2 separate regions of the Homo sapiens genome follow, and region 1 is linked to region 2. A link is a loop called in an ENCODE intact Hi-C map of the cell type or tissue named here. Cell type or tissue: mammary epithelial cell. All regions are shown on one strand. Each heading gives the region's core, and the rest is flanking DNA. Links, peaks and the distances in the headings are about the cores only.

Region 1 (9,852 bases), core at 2,049-7,048, 210 kb before region 2:
CCTCTACGCAAATAAACTAGAAAATCTAGAAGAAATGGATAAATTCCTCGACACATACACTCTCCCAAGACTAAACCAGGAAGAAGTTGAATCTCTGAATAGACCAATAACAGGAGCTGAAATTGTAGCAATAATCAATAGTTTACCAACCAAAAAGAGTCCAGGACCAGATGGATTCACAGCCGAATTCTACCAGAGGTACAAGGAGGAACTGGTACCATTCCTTCTGAAAGTATTCCAATCAATAGAAAAAGAGGGAATCCTCCCTAACTCATTTTATGAGGCCAGCATCATTCCGATACCAAAGCCGGGCAGAGACACAACCAAAAAAGAGAATTTTAGACCAATATCCTTGATGAACATTGATGCAAAAATCCTCATAAAATACTGGCAAACCAAATCCAGCAGCACATCAAAAAGCTTATCGACCATGATCAAGTGGGCTTCAACCCTGGGATGCAAGGCTGGTTCAATATATGCAAATCAATAAATGTAATCCAGCATATAAACAGAGCCAAAGACAAAAACCACATGATTATCTCAATAGATGCAGAAAAAGCCTTTGACAAAATTCAACAACCCTTCATGCTAAAAACTCTCAATAAATTAGGTATTGATGGGACGTATTTCAAAATAATAAGAGCTATCTATGACAAACCCACAGCCAACATCATACTGAATGGGCAAAAACTGGAAGCATTCCCTTTGAAAACTGGCACAAGACAGGGATGTCCTCTCTCACCACTCCTATTCAACATAGTGTTGGAAGTTCTGGCCAGGGCAATTAGGCAGGAGAAGGAAATAAAGGGTATTCAATTAGGAAAAGAGGAAGTCAAATTGTCCCTGTTTGCAGATGACATGACTGTATATCGAGAAAACCCCATTGTCTCAGCCCAAAATCTCCTTAAGCTGATAAGCAACTTCAGCAAAGTCTCAGGATACAAAATCAATGTACAAAAATCACAAGCATTCTTATACACCAACAACAGACAAACAGAGAGCGAAATCATGAGTGAACTCCCATTCACAATTGCTTCCAAGAGAATAAAATACCTAGGAATCCAACTTACAAGGGATGTGAAGGACCTCTTCAAGGAGAACTACAAACCACTGCTCAATGAAATAAAAGAGGATACAAACAAATGGAAGAACATTCCATGCTCATGGGTAGGAAGAATCAATATCATGAAAATGGCTATACTGCCCAAGGTAATTTACAGATTCAATGCCATCCCCATCAAGCTACCAATGACTTTCTTCACAGAATTGGAAAAAACTACTTTAAAGTTCATATGGAACCAAAAAAGAGCCCGCATCGCCAAGTCAATCCTAAGCCAAAAGAACTAAGCTGGAGGCATCACACTACCTGACTTCAAACTATACTACAAGGCTACAGTAACCAAAACAGCATGGTACTGGTACCAAAACAGAGATATAGATCAATGGAACAGAACAGAGCCCTCAGAAATAATGCCGCATACCTACAACTATCTGATCTTTGACAAACCTGAGAAAAACAAGCAATGGGGAAAGGATTCCCTATTTAATAAATGGTGCTGGGAAAACTGGCTAGCCATATGTAGAAAGCTGAAACTGGATCCCTTCCTTACACCTTATACAAAAATCAATTCAAGATGGATTAAAGATTCAAACGTTAGACCTAAAACCATAAAAACCCTAGAAGAAAACCTAGGCATTACCGTTCAGGACATAGGCATGTGCAAGGACTTCATGTCCAAAACACCAAAAGCAATGGCAACAAAAGACAAAATTGACAAATGGGATCTAATTAAACTAAAGAGCTTCTGCACAGCAAAAGAAACTACCATCAGAGTGAACAGGCAACCTACAAAATGGGAGAAAATTTTCGCAACCTACTCATCTGACAAAGGGCTGATATCCAGAATCTACAATGAACTCAAACAAATTTACAAGAAAAAAACAAACAACCCCATCAAAAAGTGGGCGAAGGACATGAACGGACACTTCTCAAAAGAAGACATTTATGCAGCCAAAAAACACATGAAAAAATGCTCATCATCACTGGCCATCAGAGAAATGCAAATCAAAACCACAATGAGATACCATCTCACACCAGTTAGAATGGCAATCATTAAAAAGTCAGGAAACAACAGGTGCTGGAGAGGATGTGGAGAAATAGGAACACTTTTACACTGTTGGTGGGACTGTAAACTAGTTCAACCATTGTGGAAGTCAGTGTGGCGATTCCTCAGGGATCTAGAACTGGAAATACCATTTGACCCAGCCATCCCATTACTGAGTATATACCCAAAGGACTATAAATCATGCTGCTATAAAGACACATGCACACATATGTTTATTGCAGCATTATTCACAATAGCAAAGACTTGGAACCAACCCAAATGTCCAACAATGATAGACTGGATTAAGAAAATGTGGCACATATACACCATGGAATACTATGCAGCCATAAAAAATGATGAGTTCATGTCCTTTGTAGGGACATGGATGAAATTGGAAATCATCATTCTCAGTAAACTATCGCAAGAACAAAAAACCAAACACCGCATATTCTCACTCATAGGTGGGAATTGAACAATGAGATCACATGGACACAGGAAGGGGAATATCACACTCTGGGGACTGTGGTGGGGTGGGGGGATGGGGAGGGATAGCATTGGGAGATATACCTAATGCTAGATGACGAGTTAGTGGGTGCAGCGCACCAGCATGGCACATGTATAAATATGTAACTAAGCTGCACAATGTGCACATGTACCCTAAAACTTAAAGTATAATTAAAAAAAAAAAAGAATGATACAGTGGACTTTGGGGACTTGGGGGGAAGAGTGGGAGGGGACAAGGGATAAAAGACAACAAATATGGTGCAGTGTATACTGCTTCATTGATGGGTGCACCAGGATCTCACAAATCACCACTAAAGAACTTACTCATGTAACTAAATACCACCTGTACCCCAATAATTTATGGAAAAATAAAATAATAAAATGTTTTTAAAAAAGGGAATGGTGTCAAGAGATTAGTGTTGTAACTGCTGACAGTTTTAGCCAGCCTGTAGTTTTTCTTTCTACCCTCATTTTATTATTTTTTTCAAAATATCCTAGTTTTAAACTATTTCTTCTAACTTTTACTAGATATTTGCAAATAATTAAGTTCTTATACACATTTTCTGGCAGAAAAATCTGTAAACCATCAGACACAGGTGTTCCCTCATATGTGCTGTGACTACAGAATAGAGTGAAAGGTCTTAGCGAGAGCAAGTAGCCATGGGAGATGTAGAGGACATAGAAAAGAGTAACAGTAATTAGAGTTAATTAGAGTCCTGTTTATATTCTTTTGTTTATCAAAATAAAGCATCAGTCCTTCCATTAGCATTACTTGTTATAGATGATGTCCTTTTGATTTTACAAATATTTAATTCTACAAATTGCATATTCCTAGGACTCCTAACTCCATTAAGAGGCTTTTTATTAACAAGAACTGATAAGACATACCATCTTACCAGTTATTTATATATAATATGATGGAAATTATGCCTTTCTAGGGTCGTGTAACATGGTAGTACTGTATCTATTTGAATACCTATCTTCTCAAGGAGTTACAAGCTCTATTTGAATTTAAGAATAATGTTAATAATGCCTTATAATTTTATATTTAGAAACCATGATATACATTATTTAATGTTTATAACTACTCTGTAAAGTAAGTACTATGCTCATTTTATGGATGAGAACGCAGTCTCACAAAACATGAGTAGTGTGCCCTAAGTCATATGGAATTAGGTTGAAACGTAGATCTCTGTCACTTCCAATATGTTAATTGTTAATCACCCCATGGGACATTGTCTTGTCAGATTTTAGTTGTGAGTGTGTTTGTATGACATAAAGAGTAGATAAGGTCGATAAAATAAATGCTTATAAGCTTAGAATTGGTGACTTTCTCCTATGAAATATTATCAGATGCTTCTGAGGTTGAATGGAAAAGTTTAACTTTGCACATGTCCTAAGAAGATCAGGTAGAAAAAGTGATTCTCTGGAGGTAAGGAGAATGCCTGCTGTAGATAGAAAGGTAAAAGTCCTTTTGAATCATAAAGAGTAACATGGAAAAAAAAAAAGGCAGTCAGGCTTGAGAAAGTAGTTGAGATGGTCACTGAAGCAGCATGCAATCAGAGATTTTCACTCTACAGAGGTGTTCTTTTACATTTGATAGCATTATACAATAGTAGACACACTAGTTGATTAAACCTTACCAATTGCTATTTACTGTTATAGTTAAAAACCATAGGATTGTTACCCTCCCCTTAGTCTACATGAAATTGAAATGTATCTTATTAACCCCCAAAATTAAGGGTTTAGTTGCCACACAAATGTAGAAACCTGCTATGTAACTGCCACATGACTATTCTTGGTCCCATTAAGTCTTTATGTACAATCAGTAGGGGATAAAGAATCCTAGTGCTTCTGATAAGTCTAGTCCATAGTGGTTACAGTTGTTCCTCTCTGTTCTTACTCTAAGATACTCTAGAAAATCTCATGCAGATAAAATAGTGGTATGTAGGCATGGAGAATGGGAAGGAATACAGTATTACAAATAAAAAATGTAGCAATATCAAAGATCATTGATTGTAGAATCAGAAGATAGGAGTTCAAATCTCTGCTTTCTCAGTTTTAACTCACACATTGGGCAAACCCCCCTTATCCCTGGTCTAGCATCAGTTTCCTTATTTGTAAAATGGGAATAGTAACAAAATATCCCCTTGTTTCTCATAAACTTATTGTGAGGCTCAGCTGACAAAAGGTTTATGAAAGCCTTTGTAAAATGTAAAAGATACAAATGTAGGGTACTATAACTTTAATTCTGCATTTGGCTTTACTGACGAACATAATCTGCTGTTGGAATTTTAATTGTTAAATTACAGAATCATTGAAAAGTTAATAAGTGGTGGATTTTAGTAAATTTGAGCTCAAATGGAAACAACTGAATTTAGTAATTTTATTTTATAATGTTTATTTCAGTGTTTTACATTTTGGTAAACATGTGAGATCGTAGGAAGTCCTATTAGATAGCCAATCTCTGTCTCTAGAGGGCACCAAAGGACTCAAATGTTTACCTGAATCTTGCTCTAGGTATGTATCTACATTTTTATTTTATTTTATTTTTTAATCCTCAGAATTTTTATAACCACTTTTCTGCCAAAAATGCTAAAATACTATATTTGTGATAGAATTAATTTTAAATTCCCAAGCACCTAATAATAATTAAAACAGCCCTTTAAAATATTGGTTATATTACTGCTTTTCTCTTGCCAGTTATCCTTGTTAGAGCTTTACTTTGATCATTATCTAATCTAATTATTGGAGATACTGCTTTCATAAGAAGTATTTGGCTCTAAGTAATTTAGTTACTAGAATGTTAAATCAACAATCAAATATGTTTGTAAAAACCAAGGAATGTAAATCCCCAATTTTGTTTTTATTTCAAATTATAGAAAATAAAATGTAAAGTTTTGATGGTCAGTTACAACATAGTCATGAGCTGTGCATTTCTTAAATGGTGCAACTTGAGAGTCTGTTAGTCCAGTATGAGTTATAAATTGCCTGTATAGGGCAAAAATCTAATAGATATATTCTCTGCAGTCTAAGATGATGTGTACATTTATACTGACACTAAACATTGTGTATGGTAGATTATACATGTAAGATTAAAGTAGAAGAAACACTTAAATTGTTATTTCAGAAATGTGTTTTAATCTTCTGATTTGTTGGCCTCTTAATTACTACATTTAGAGAGAGATATGTAAAAGTGGAGGCCAGGTGACCGCTTGGGCAGGGCCCTCCTTTCTGGGTTGCAGTATTTTGGTCAGGCTAATTCTAGAGTCACAGGCTTAGGTTTGAATCCTAGAACCACCACTTACTGGCTTGATATTACGCAAGATTTAAAAAAAATATTTCTCTAAGCCTCAGGTTCCTCAACTATAAATTGGGATTAATATTACCATCTACTTTAGAGAGTCATTTTGAGGATTAAGTGAGATGTTGTATATAAAGCATGTAGTTCAGTACCTGATACAAAGAAATTACTCAAAAAACACTAGCTATTATTATTACAAGGTCTTAAGAATTTTTAGAGTGTGTGTATCCAGAGACTCGACAATATTGATGTGTTTGAAGGAGGGTACACTGTTTTGGGGCAAATAAGTTTTCACTGGTATTCTAGTTATAGTATTATCTGCATCTGCTATAAATTTTTAAGACTGTTTCTAAAGTCCTCTATAATTTCATTTCTATTTTAGTAAGTAGTGTTATGTGATTAATTGGATCAGAGATAGTTTTTAATATATGGAGACTGTAAATCATATTTGTAAATCATATTTGTTTTGAAATCTGAAAATTGGGTTATAGGAATGGCTGAATAAGTTTTAATATAAGGTTGATTTATCTTGTGAAGGTTTTTGCTCTAGCAAAAATTTATGTACTGTCTACCATATGGCCATGCATGAATGTAGTGGATTTTTAATAAATATTTATTGATAGTGATGATAATTTATAAATAATTGCTTTATAAGAGTTTTAAGGTTAGGCTATAATTTTAAAATTTTGCTCTGACTATATTTCTAAGAGATAATTGGAGCTTGTTTCCTATCTGAAGAAAATAAGCTAGAGGAGAATACTCAGTGGCCATCCTAGGTACAAGCATGGTTCCAAATTTGATGATCTCAAAAAGAGATACTTGAGCCTTTGGAGGTATCATGAGCATGATAGTCACAAAGCTTCAGAATACATTAGCAAATCTATCATTATAATTTTCTAATGAACTTTATATTTACAGTATGATAAAAGAAATTACCTTTCAAGATTATCTTACGTCAGTTATCCTTATATTTGATACATATGTTTCTAGGAAACCAGAGTATCTTGAAAAAATGTAAATGTAAATATTTTAAAATATATCATAGGAATTTATTGTAGAGTGTATATGTTGTGATTTTCTTTGTACATGTGTTTTATGATTGTAAGTTGATGGAAGTTTTTCCCCCTTCTTTATTCTCCTGGTAATCCTATGTAGGTTCATGAAGGATTCCTGGAGAGTAAAGTGTTTATTTCAAATAGTACCAATTCATCAAACCCTTGTGAGAGAAGAAGTGTTGACCTAAGGATATATATGCTTTGCTTTCTTCCATTTATAATTCTTTTGGTCTTCATTCGTGAACTAAAGAATCTATTTGTACTTTCATTCCTTGCCAACGTTTCCATGGCTGTCAGTCTTGTGATAATTTACCAGTATGTTGTCAGGGTAAGTATAAAAAGTTTTTAACTAAGTTCTTATCTTTCTTATGTAAGTAAAATTTTGTTTACTGTGGAGGTAAAAGTAATGATATGCAAAGACCCCTACTTCATATGTGGCACACAGTGTGCAATCAGTAAATGTTGGTTTCTTTTAGGGGGATGCTGCTGAGTTAGAAAAGTATATGACATAGAGATTAAACAGGCTTTGTGGTCAGATCTTGAATCTTGGTAAATAACGCCTCTGGGCTTTGTGACAGTGCTTCAGAAGATAGTAATGCCTACCCTATTAGAGTTATGAGACTTAGGATTGTGTTCTTAGTACAGTGCCAAACATGAAACCAGGTACTCATTAATATATATATATGCAATTCCATAATTTCCTTTCACTTCTGAACTTTTATTTGCTGCCACTGCTTCAGTCCACTGCCACTACACTAGTCTGTAATCCCTTTACCTGAAGTATATGCAATAACATCAACTGATTTCATTGTCCATAGTCTGGGGATTCTTAACCCAGTTTCCATAAAATAATCTATTGATGGGATTCAGGGATTCTTCAAATCCCTTAAAATAGTTTGCAAGATTTAGTATTTCTGTATGTATGTATGTGTTTTGCTGTTGAGCAGTTGTATAGCTTTCATCTTGCAAAGGTGTCAAAGACACAAAAAAGGTTGAGAATCCCTGTTCTAGTCACTCCTGATCTAATTAATCTTATATATTATTTCCAAGGTAATTGTTGTAAAATCTTCATTAGCAATTTATTAAAAATTCTTATTATGGATCTGTGTTTCATTTCCCTCCTCTTTGATTTTCAAAAGTTGTAGTTTCTCTTATAGCACTGAGTGGGAGGAAACAGACAGGAAGTTCATATAGGCTTTCCGGAGTTCATGACCCCTTAGCTAAACATGTAAGAGTCAGTTAAGCAGAAAAGGAGGTTTCCAAAATAGAAGGAACAGCGTGAGCTGCTGTTGGGAGAAGTGAAATAGCATCCTGCTTGCCTTAAATAATAGTTTAGCATTGAATGAGCCAAACATTGTAATACCCTTTCATTCTAAACCCAGTATATGGTTTTAGACATGTATCACCAGTATATCACACAGTTCTATCTATGCTTCAGATATTCTAGATCTCTCTATTCCCCAAATTATCCTAGAGCTTTCACACTTCAGTTGCTTTGTTCATTCTTTTTACTTGGCCTTGAATTCTGCTTCCAATCAGGCAAAGCAGAGAATGTAAGATGGTGAGAAGAGTAGGGACCAGACTTGGGGTATCTGGAAGAAGTGGCCATTTAGAGCCAATGTGTACTTTGTCCGGATGGTGAGATTTGGAATAAGCCTGTGAGTCAGGACCAAGCAATCAAAGCCAGAGTCAGGACATATATATTCAAATAATAAGGGTAATGACAACCATCAAATCAAATAGTAAGCACTGAAGCAAGAAGGAAACCTGTTTTGGGCAGCAGCAGAGCTATAAGGTAGAAAGCCAGTGTCAGGAACCAGGTATCTTAGAGAACTGAAAGAGCAATAAAAATAGAGTGGAGAATGAATTTCTGCTAGGCACCAGCAGCAGTGGTTGATAACTTGACTATATGGCTCTCAGCTTAGGCCTTGAGTGTGCTTATGTATTTCCTGTTGTGGCAGGAGCCATACCTAGTGTTCACAGCCTGGGACTTGCAGGTGGAAGCAGGTAATCAGGAGCATTTTGCTCAGATGGAATGTATGGGCATGAGGGAAACAATTGCTTTTGGCAGTGAAATCCTAACAGCTTGGCTACATTTAACAGAGGATGCTTTAAGTGTTTGTTGAAACAATTATTCAATTTTATAACACATTTGCTGTTGTGAAGCTCAAAATTATATGATTTTTCTTACATTTTTTAATTATTTAGAATAAGTAAAGATGTAACTGGTCTTCTTTTTTTCTTCCTTTCTTTAGAACATGCCAGATCCCCACAACCTTCCAATAGTGGCTGGTTGGAAGAAATACCCACTCTTTTTTGGTACTGCTGTATTTGCTTTTGAAGGCATAGGAGTGGTAAGAATTTAGTCTTTATTATTATTTTTTAAAATCTTAATTCAGCACAATGATTTATATAGCCTACCTGTATTTAAAATTGCATATTTTTCTTTTTTATTTCAATTTTCTTTACATGATTTCCAATTTGGTGTGATAGATTAGAATTATAGTTTAGTCCTTCCATTAACAAAGAACTTAATGTTAGACATACCACTTAGGCTCTCTACTTCTCTTTTTATTTATCTATAAAATGAAGAAATTAGCCAGATCATTTTTAACATTTTATTATGGAAAATTTCAAACCTATACAAAATTTAGAGAGTAGTATAATGAACTATGTAAACATCACCTGGCTTCAAAAATTATTAACTCAAGGCCAGTTTAAAAAAAATCTATATCCCACATACTCAGGCACATCTGAAGCATATTTTATAGATGAGATTATCTGAAGGTAATCAGAATAGTTGCAGAATCACTGCTATATAAAAAGTTGGATGTAAATTCTCCCTATAGTTTTATGAATATAATGTTTGTTTTGAGAAACAGTG
Region 2 (9,852 bases), core at 1,880-6,879:
CTGATTTTCTTGGTCTCTCTTCTTCCCCAACTGGAGGAAGGAAATTGACCCTTCTTAGAAAGAAGTAGGAAAGATATGAAATGCCTATTGCTGACTTTTGTTTTCTATCACACAAATACTGTTTTATAATGGGAAAAAGAGGAAGAGGTTGAACATATATTAAGTACATGCCAGATATATTTTCATTTTGTACTCAAGTTAGTATGTATGTCTTATACATTCAGGCAGATGGCAACTTACATAAGGTCAGTGTCCATTTCTTCAGGGAATTATGCCAATTCTGTTTGACCACAGAATTATGGCTGCTATGGTAATGTCTAAATATTTTCATTAGATGCCAACAATTGGAAATATAAAGATCTCATAAAAATAAAAATATTGATGTCTGGCTTCTCTTGAAAAATTGAAGATCTGGTATGCCTATCCTGACTATAGCCAGAACCTAATAAAGGATGCCAGTCCCACCCACCTTAGATGGGGTCCTGGTTCTGCAGGACATCGTAGTACCCACCACTCCCCACTGTGTTCTTGATAACGAAGTAGAATCAATTGCTATCTATCATCATGCTTACATTATTTCCTTACAGTAAATAGAAAAGTTTAAATATTTTAAACATAGGTAAATAAGAGACCTAGAGTGTTCCATGCTTCTTGTTCCTACCCACTGGTTCGTTGGTCTTACCCGCCAGGTCCCTGTACGCATTGGCATGCGAGAGCCCATTTTACTGAGTGCTTCTTTTGTACTTCCCATGGTGCTGGTGCTGCTGGATATTTGGCAGGTATCCTACAATTCCTGATGAACTGGAATGAATGGAAAAAAAAAAAATCAGAAAGCTTCACTGTTTGTTTGCTCTACTGCTTGCCTCTCCTCTCCTTTCCTCTTCCTTGCTGTGGCCTGGGGAAAAGTAGCCCTTTCTCAATGCCTGGAAAACCTCAGTGTCCTTTTGCCCTACTTAGTCCCAAATCTTTTGAAACATCAGTGACCATGAAAACAAGGGAAATATTTCAAAATTATCTATCTTAGCAGGGCTCTATCAATAAATCATGGCAGAAGACTCTCAGTAGCTAGTTTGTTATATGCCAAGTCTGTGTTAGAAATGAATAATTCACAGTTCTGTAGCCCCAAATTGATTTATAATCTATTAAATCACTGAGTTTGGGTCTCCTTTCTCAAAGAGAAGAGGTCAGGTTTTGGCAATCAGGTCCAGGAAAAGGAACAGCATTGACAGAGCAGTGAATTCACTGCTCTGTGAGAACAGTGAATAGAGAACATCTGCGGCAGATTTTCCAGTATTCCTAACAGCACCTTTTTCAATGGAGACAATTGGATGACCAGGCACAGTGACTCACACCTGTAATCCCAGCATTTTGAGAGACCGAGGCAGGAGATCACTTGAGGCCAGGAATTTGAGACCAGCCTGGGCAACATGGTGAAATCCTGTCTCTACAAAAATTGTTAAAAAATAACACACAATAGGCTAATTGGATAATCAAATGTGATCTAACTCTTATGTCTTTGTCAGTCTTTTCATATAAATAATTTTAAGAATGAGGGAGAAGGGAATTCATTGTCACACCATCTGTCTAGACGTTTTGCTGTAGAAAATGTGGGAGTTAAAACTATATAGCTGCACGTGTATCCCAGGACTTACATTAAAATAAAAAGAAAAGGAAATTGTCACTAGTCCAAAAAAAAAAAAAAAAACAAACAAACAAAAAAAAACAACTATATAGCTTCTTTCCCAGCAAAACTGATGCTTCCTGGAGAAAGATAATTCTGAGGCTAAGATGAAGGGGTAAAGTTAGGGTCGATGAAACTTCATTTCTTATTTATACCTGCCTCTTTCTATAGGCTACTTCACCTTTATTCTCTACCATTGTTGGCTCCCTCCTGGCCTCTAATTAATGTATATTCTCTTCCTCAATTAGACCAAAACAGTTTGAAGATGGGCTGTACCTTCTTTTGACTTTTCTAATCTCATTAGCACCTGCCGTAGTACCACACATGCACCAAGTGCTTAAAAATGCTTTTTGAATGAATGAAAATGTTTTCCCACTGAGTGAAAACTCTCTGAATCACCTTCCATCACTCTGTCCCCTCTCACAGCTCTTTCTCCTTGCTTGCCTCCTCAGCACCGAGGGAGACTCTGAGTGAATCGGGACTTTGGAAGGAAGAAGCTGGGGCGAAATCTGCCTCCAGGTTTCCCACTTCAAGTCCTGCCCATTTAATCCTAAATCTGGAAGACTCATAAAGAAGACTTATTTCCCAGCTGGGCACAGTGGCTCACGCTTGTAAATCCCAAGTCTTTGGGAGGCCAAGACAGAAGTATCACTTGAAGCTAGGAGTTTGAGACCAGCCTGGACAACACAGGGAGACCCTGTCTCTACAGAAAATTTTAAAAAGATTTATTTCCCCCAGTTGAACACTCACAAGGAGGATTTGTTTCCCCCCGGCAGTATCTATGGCATATTTTTCTTGGCAGGCAGGGCTCTCCCCTCTATGAAAACAGTGGGGCATGGATAGGCATCATTGCAGCATTATTGCCTGGCATGTGCTATTGGTGTGGGCTCACAGAAGTGGCAGCCTGCTGCAGATCAGGCCCCTGAATGTACAGCATGCTGCTCACAGAGCAGGACCAACCTAGCTTTTTTTGTGGACACTGTCAAATGGCCTCACACCACACCTCAAACCAGTCCACCAGTACCTCATTCTTATGCTATAAAAATGAATTTACCATAGCCATCCCCAAACCTGCAGGTGCTCTTTCATTTCCTTCTAAATATTCCCATATTCATCAACTTCTTCCCATTTTGCTGCAACTCTCCTATAGGGTGTAAGATGACAACTGCAAGAGCCTCTGATTAGTCTCCTTCCTCCTGCCTTGCCTGCCTCCAACCTCTTTTTCATGCAGAACACAGGGCTTTTTTTTTTTTTTTGATGGAGTCTTGCTCTGTTGCCCAGTCTGGAGTGTAGTGGTGCAACCTCTGCTCACTGCAGCCTCCGCCTTCCAAGTTCAAGCGATTTTCCTGCCTCAGCCTCCTGAGTAGCTGGGATTACAGGTAAACGCCACCACACCAGGCTAATTTTTGTAGTTTTAGTAGAGACAGGGTTCCACTATGCTGGCCAGGCTGGTCTCAAACTCCTGACCTCAGGTGATCTGCCCCTCGGCCTCCCAAAGTGCTGGGATTACAGGTGTGAGCCACTGCACCAGGCCAACAGGGATATTTTTTAAAAGTATAAGCCAGACAACTCCTTTGCTCAGAATCCTCCAGTGGTTTCCTTCACACTTAGAAGAAAAACTCCAGGCTCCTTCCCATGGCTGCACGATCTGCCCTTCTCTTCTGCCAGTGTTCCGTCTTCTCCCTTTATTCCAGCTCACCGGCCTCCTGAAACAGGATCTTTGTTTCTGTTGCCTCTCCTCTCTGAAATGATCCACTTCCCTGCTCAGCCCTGACTGTCTCCTTCCTAAGAAATGAAGTTACGGCCAGAGGAATTATAATACCCCCACCACCCTAAGCATTGTCATGCCACCCTGCTTCATTTTCCTTCTGGCAGTTAGTATTAACTGCATTTATCTACTTCACTTATTTCTTTACTTGTTTTTTGTTTGTTCCCCCTTATAACAAGGTACAAACAGCACACATACTTGCAGATACATTGTTCTGGGTTGATCCTCTCCTTTGTTGAGAGGATTCCTATAAGCTATAGTTGTATACCTAAACTCTTTAAAGATTAATACCAGAAACCTCAGAGTAGTTAGGTTTGGTCAACAAAAAGATGAAAGAATTATTATTGGCCAGGCATGGTGGCTCACACCTGTAATCTCAGCACTTTGGGAGGCTGACGGGAGGATCACTTGAGGACAGGAGTTCAAGACCAGCCTGGGCAATATAGCAAGACCCCATCTCTACAAAAAAAACATAAAAAAAATAGCCAGGTGGTGGTGCACACCTGTAATTTTAGTTACTCAGGAGGCTGAGGCAGGAGGACCACTTGAACCCAGGAGTTTGATAATGCAGTGAGCTATGATTGAGCCACTATATTCCAGTCTGGGTGACAGAGCAAGACCTGGTCTCTACCAAAAAAAAAAAAAAAGAAAAGAAAAAGAAAAGTATTGTTAATTTTTTAGGTGTGACCAATGGTATGGCGGTTATGTATCTAAAAAGTCTTGATCTTTCAGAGATACATGCTAAGATATTTAATACTTATAGATAAAATGATATGATGTCTGAGATCGGCTTCAGAATAAATCAGGGCAGGGCAATGGGGAATGAAAATGGGTAGGCGTGTTGGTGAATTGGCTATAAGTTAGTAATTACTAAAGGTGGGTGATTCATGCGTGGGCATTCATTTTACTAATCGTTCCACTTTTGCATGTGTTTGAAATTTTTCATAATAAAAAAGTAAGAAAGAAAAATATCCTTACAACATTTCCAGATGCCTATCCTAGACATATCAAGGCTCTGACACACATTTTAGATCATGCAGACTCAACTCATCCTTGTATTGGACTGTAAACATCTCATTTTAGCAGCAGGCAAAGATCCACAATGCCCCTCCAGAATGTAACCCCATGAGAACAGGGAACTTAATGTGTAGTGGTCATTGAGTGCCTGATTATTCCCAGTCCCCAAACCAGCTACTAGGAATAATCAGTACTCCATAAACATTATAAAATAGCTAAATTGCCCATTTTGGTTAATGGCCTTGTTATCATCCCGGTCATTCGAACTACACCTTCAGAGCCATAACTGCTGCCCCCTTCTCCACATCCTCTCTCACAGTGGTACCTCTAGCCCTCCCCAATATCAATGCCTTTTATCACCTCTCACCTCTACTGTTGCAACAGTCCCTGACTGCTTTCTCTGCTGCCAGCCTTCTCCTCCCAACAGCATACTGTAAATTCTACCAGGGACTTTCCAAAGCATGCTGAAACCTGCTTGAAAACTTTTACTGGTTCCTCAGTCTGACCCCATGTGAGTAATAGGCATATTTTATAATTTCATAATGTCTTATAGATGGCAAAGCTCTCTCACATATGTCATTTGATATAATCTCTATGGCCCTTTGAGGCAGAGGTTTATTTCCCCATTTTATGCCAAAGAAACTGAAACTCAAAAACTCCAAATTAAAAAGCTGGTAAGTGATAGAGCTTAGGCCAGAATTCAGTGCTCTTAAGACAAGAAGTTATATACAAATTTTCTTTATTCATTCATCTGTTGATGGACACTTAGGTTGATTCCATATCTTGGCTATTGTAAATAGTGCTGCAACCAATATAGGAGGGCAGATCTCTCTTCCATATACTGATTTCCTTTTTTTTTAGATAGATACCCAGCAATCAAATTGCTGCATCATATGGTAGCTCTATTTGCAGTTTTTTGAGGAACTTCCATACTGTTTTCCATAGTGGCTATACTACTTCACATTCTCACCAACAGTATATAAGCATTCCCCTTTCTCCATATCCATGTTAACATTTGTTATTTTTGGTCTTTTTTTATAATAGCCATTCTAACTGGGGTGAGATGATATCTCATTGTGGTTTTGATTTGCATTTCCCTGATGCTCAACAATGCCCAACACCACTGATTACTAATGTCGAGCATTGTTTCATATACTTCTTGGACATTTCTAGGTCTTCTTTTGAGAAATGTCTACTCAAATCTTTTGCCCATTTTAAAATTGGGCTTGTTTCAGTTTTTGTTCATTTTGTTTTGTTCTTGTTTTTGAGTTTTTGCTATTGAGGTGTTTGAGCTCCTTGTAAATTCTGGTAATTAATCCCTTGCCAGATGAAGAGTTTGCAAATATTTTCTTCCATTCTGTAGGCTGTCTCTTCACTTATTGTTTCCTTTGCTGTACATAAGTTTTTCAGCTTGATACAATCCTCTTCAGCCATAAAAAAGAATGAAATCCTTTCATTTGCAGCAACATGGATGGAACTGGAGGACATCATGTTAAGTGAAGTAATTCAAGCATAGAAAGACAAATATTGCATTTTCTCACTCATATGTTGGAACTAAAAGTGTGGACTCCTGGAGGTAGAGAGTAGAATGGTGATTACCAGAGGCCGGAAAGAAAGAAGGAAGAATGAAAAGAAACTGGTTAAGGGGTATAAAAGTACAGTCAGATAGAAGGAATAAGTTCTAGCATTTGATAAGGAAATGATGGTTAACAATAATTTATTGTATATTTCAAAATAACTAGAAGAGAAGAATTATAATGTTCCCAACACAAAGAAAAGATAAATGTTTCAGGCATAGTGACTGTGCCTGTAGTTCTTACTTTGGAGGCTGAGGCAGAAGGATCACTTGAAATTAGGAGTTTGAGGCTATAATGCACCATGATCACGCCTGTGAATAGTCACTGCACTTCAGCCTGGGCAACATAGTGAGACCTTGTCTAAAAAATAAATAAATAAATAAGAAAGGAAGAAAAAGTAAAAGGAAATGAAAAGGAGAAGATAATTATTTGAGGTGACGGATATCCCAATTACTCTGATTTAATCATTACACATTGTATACCGGTATTAAAATATCATGTGTATCCCCCAAAATATGTACAACTATTATATATCAATTAAAAATATATTTTTAAGAATGAGGAGTTAATGAAAGGGAAAGGGACTTGGTTGGAGGTGGGTGGGGTGGGAGCAAACAGAGTGAATTAGATTATTCGCATCTTTTCTGGATTCTTCTGTATTATTTAAAAACTATGAGGTAGAGAATTTCACTTGAGAATTCACTTGACTCCCAGGAGGGCTGTTTCTTTCAGCAAAGCTGCCAGGGTAGGTGGTAAAGTATACTTCCCTGCGGGTGGTCTGGCAGGGCCAGGAGACTGGGAGGGAGAGATTTTAGCAGTGGTCGGGTGTGCACCGCTCAGCCGGGAGCCACTTCTGGAGGCCTGTAGGAAAGCTTGCTGTGTTCATTCCCTCAGGGCTCTTTTTATCTGCAGTAAAGACTAATGGGTCACAAACTGGAGGCCTGTGGGCCAGGTGCTGCTGGCACCTGTGATCTTTGGATCCACATAGCATGAAACAAAGTTTTGAGGCAACATTTACAAATGTCCACAGTCTATGTGGCTCCTCTTTAAACATCAGAAGCTCTGATAGCCATGGCCTCTCTCCCAGCATGGCCACCATTGGCTGGGCGGCATGGCAGCTGCCCTCTGAGGAAGGCCTATGCCTGCAGCCCTGCCTAAGCTGATTCACTTGTGCATCATTCCCGCCTGGCTCCAGGAAGCATCTAAGTTCGGGGCCCCAAAGATTCATTATTCTTCAAGACATTTGGAGCACATGCCACCCTAACATAAGATGGGGCTGTGAGGTTGTAGAGTTCTTTGTGGATTATTGGATCTTTTCAATGATAACATAGTATTTGTACAATGGATCTTTGAGCAACACAGGTTTGAACTGCACAGGTCCACTTATATGTGGATTTTTTCAATAAAAGTTATGGTGAGTGTGTCTGCCTCTCCTGTCTCTCCCTCCACCTCCACTCCTTTCTGCCTCTGCCACTCCTGAGACGGCAAGACCAACTGCTCCTCTTCCTCCTCCTCCTCAGCTACTCAAGCTGAAGGCAATGAGGATGAAGACCTTTATGATGATCCATATCCACTTAATGAATAGTAAATATATTTTCTCTCTTTGGTAGATATGGGGTCTCCCTGTGTTGCCCAGGCTGGTCTCTAACTCCTGGCTTTAAGTGATCCTCCCACCTTGGTTTCCCAAAGTGCTGCAATTAGAGACGTGAGCCAGTGCCCCCAGCTTCTCTTCTTTATGATTTTCTTAATAACATTTTATTTTCTCTAGCTCACTTTATTGTAAGAATATAGCATGTAATACATATAGCATACAACATATGTGTTCATCAGCTGTTTTTGGTATCAGCGAGGCTTCCAGTCAACAGTAGGCTACTAGTCATTAAATTTTTGAAAAGTCAAAAGTTACACACACATTTTCAACTGTATAGGGGTCAGTACCCGACTCCCATATTATTCACGGGTCACCCGTATATAAAGAGAAAGCTAATCATCCAATACTCTTTCTACCAGTCCATAGCTGCCTGATCCACACTTTTACCATATTTCCCTGTGATCTGGTCACACAGGCTGTGCCCGTCTACCCCCATGTCCCTGTCTCTGAGCTCATGCTTTTGCTCTCACAAAGAGCATCCTTCCTTCTCACTGAAAGCCCAGAAAAAACAGGGACTCCTAGTTGGATTCATCCTTATATCATTCAAATCATTTCCTATACATTTATAAATATATATGTATATTGTTCTTTTTAACCTCAATGATTTATACTTTAAACATTAATCTTCAATTAGAATGCAGGGCATTCTAGAATAAGGGCAGGAATTTTGCCTGAATTGTTCACTGCTATATTCCTTGCACCTGTGCCAGTGCTTGATATATCATAAACCAATAAATATTGACTTCTATGTTCAGTGAGTAAAATGAGTGAGTAAGCTTGTTTTCTGGCTTATAATGTCTTAGACTTCTTCCCATGCCAGTATATATATATATACTGAATTCTTTTGAAGGCTGCATAGTATTAGTGTACCATAATAAACACCCCATGGTATTTATATTCTTTGCTATTTTGCAATATTTCAAACAGCATTGTGTTGATCATCTATCTTTATGTATAATACACATATATGTTAGTAATTTCTGTAGAAATAATTCCTGGAAGTGGACTTTGCTCATGGGGTGGGTTGGTCAAAGAATATAAACATTTAAATTTTGATACATACAGCCATTTGGTGCTCTTAAAGGACTATATCAATTTTTAGTTTAAACAACATAGTATGGCAGTGTCTTTTTTTGCTATTTCCTTTCTATCTTTAAGCATTATCTGTTTTATAACGAATTATACTTCCCCTCTTCTTCAGGCGAAGAAGGGGAGGAGGACAGAGGAAAAGTTGGAAATGGGGAGAGGAGGAAGGACCTGTGAGAAGAGAGAAATGGCTCAGAGAAATCTGAGCTATGTGAGGTTTGCAAAATTTTTCAGGTGCAGACAGGCATGAGTATGGGACTTCAGTCATGCCCCCAGCACATATACCTGGGGACAATTGTTTCAACTCATTTTGTTCCTGACTAGCTGTCTTACCCATTATCTTCATATTCTTGGAATTTGTGATACAAAGAACAATGTATAGACAATTAACAGCTTATCCACATGTAACTGCTGCTGATTGAAGTGTATTTCAGAGCAACTTGAATCTATGTTCCTGAGCTGCAATCCTCAAGCTTGGCTCAAATACGCTCTCTACTTATATTAAATTTGCTTCAGCTTATTCCTTTCAATTTGACACCTGTAAAGCAAGTGAGCATGCTGTGCCCTGCATGACTCTACAGTGAAGAGATGGACAAGAGGCATTTCATTTACTTTTATCAATGTTATAAGCTTATTGCTCAATCTGGAACATTTTATTGGCTGCTGGTGCTTTTCTGTAAAATACCCATGGGAAGGTTTTCAGAACACAGGAAACTGTTGCCAGCATAAAAGAAGATAAATTATAATTTGTTCTCCATAAATATTGCAAGATCACCACCATGTATATGAGGAAGAAATTTTTTTTCAAAGCATTTTCACCTGTATTATCGTATGTAATATTCACAAAAACCATGTTGGCATGTTTCTCCATTTATATATTTTATTTTATCTATTCCTGAGACAGGATCTCCCTATGTTTCCCAGGCTGGTCTTGAGCTCCTGGCCTCAAGCAATACTTCCACACTGGCCATGCAAAGTGCTGGGATTACAGGCATGAGCCACCATGCCCAGCCTGTCTCTCCATTTTTATTGATCCTCCTGAAGGACAGAAAATCCAAGTGATTAGCCCAAA

The links. A loop is a pair of places that touch in the nucleus more often than their neighbours do. Peaks named below come from ENCODE experiments on the same cell type or tissue, not always from the same donor. Only the 100,000 strongest peaks of a DNase experiment are listed, where the experiment ranks them.
Region 1: it touches region 2 in a loop (2.6-fold over the local background); 16 of 110 quality-filtered maps call a loop at or near these places.

What each region holds. Positions count from the first base shown.
Region 1 is chr11:93,165,388-93,175,239 of GRCh38, reverse strand. It overlaps SLC36A4 (solute carrier family 36 member 4), which reads left to right. Exons shown (of 11, transcript NM_152313.4): 7 at 7,069-7,296; 8 at 9,224-9,322. Among named protein-coding and RNA genes, the nearest start is that of SLC36A4, 28 kb to the left of the region's middle. In mammary epithelial cell, for the core only: a CTCF peak has its summit at 5,077 (motif pointing right); no DNase peak of the experiment used is centred there.
Region 2 is chr11:92,951,174-92,961,025 of GRCh38, reverse strand. No RefSeq gene overlaps it. Among named protein-coding and RNA genes, the nearest start is that of MTNR1B, 14 kb to the left of the region's middle. In mammary epithelial cell, for the core only: no CTCF peak of the experiment used is centred there; a DNase peak (open chromatin) is centred at 4,935; H3K27ac peaks cover 572 bases.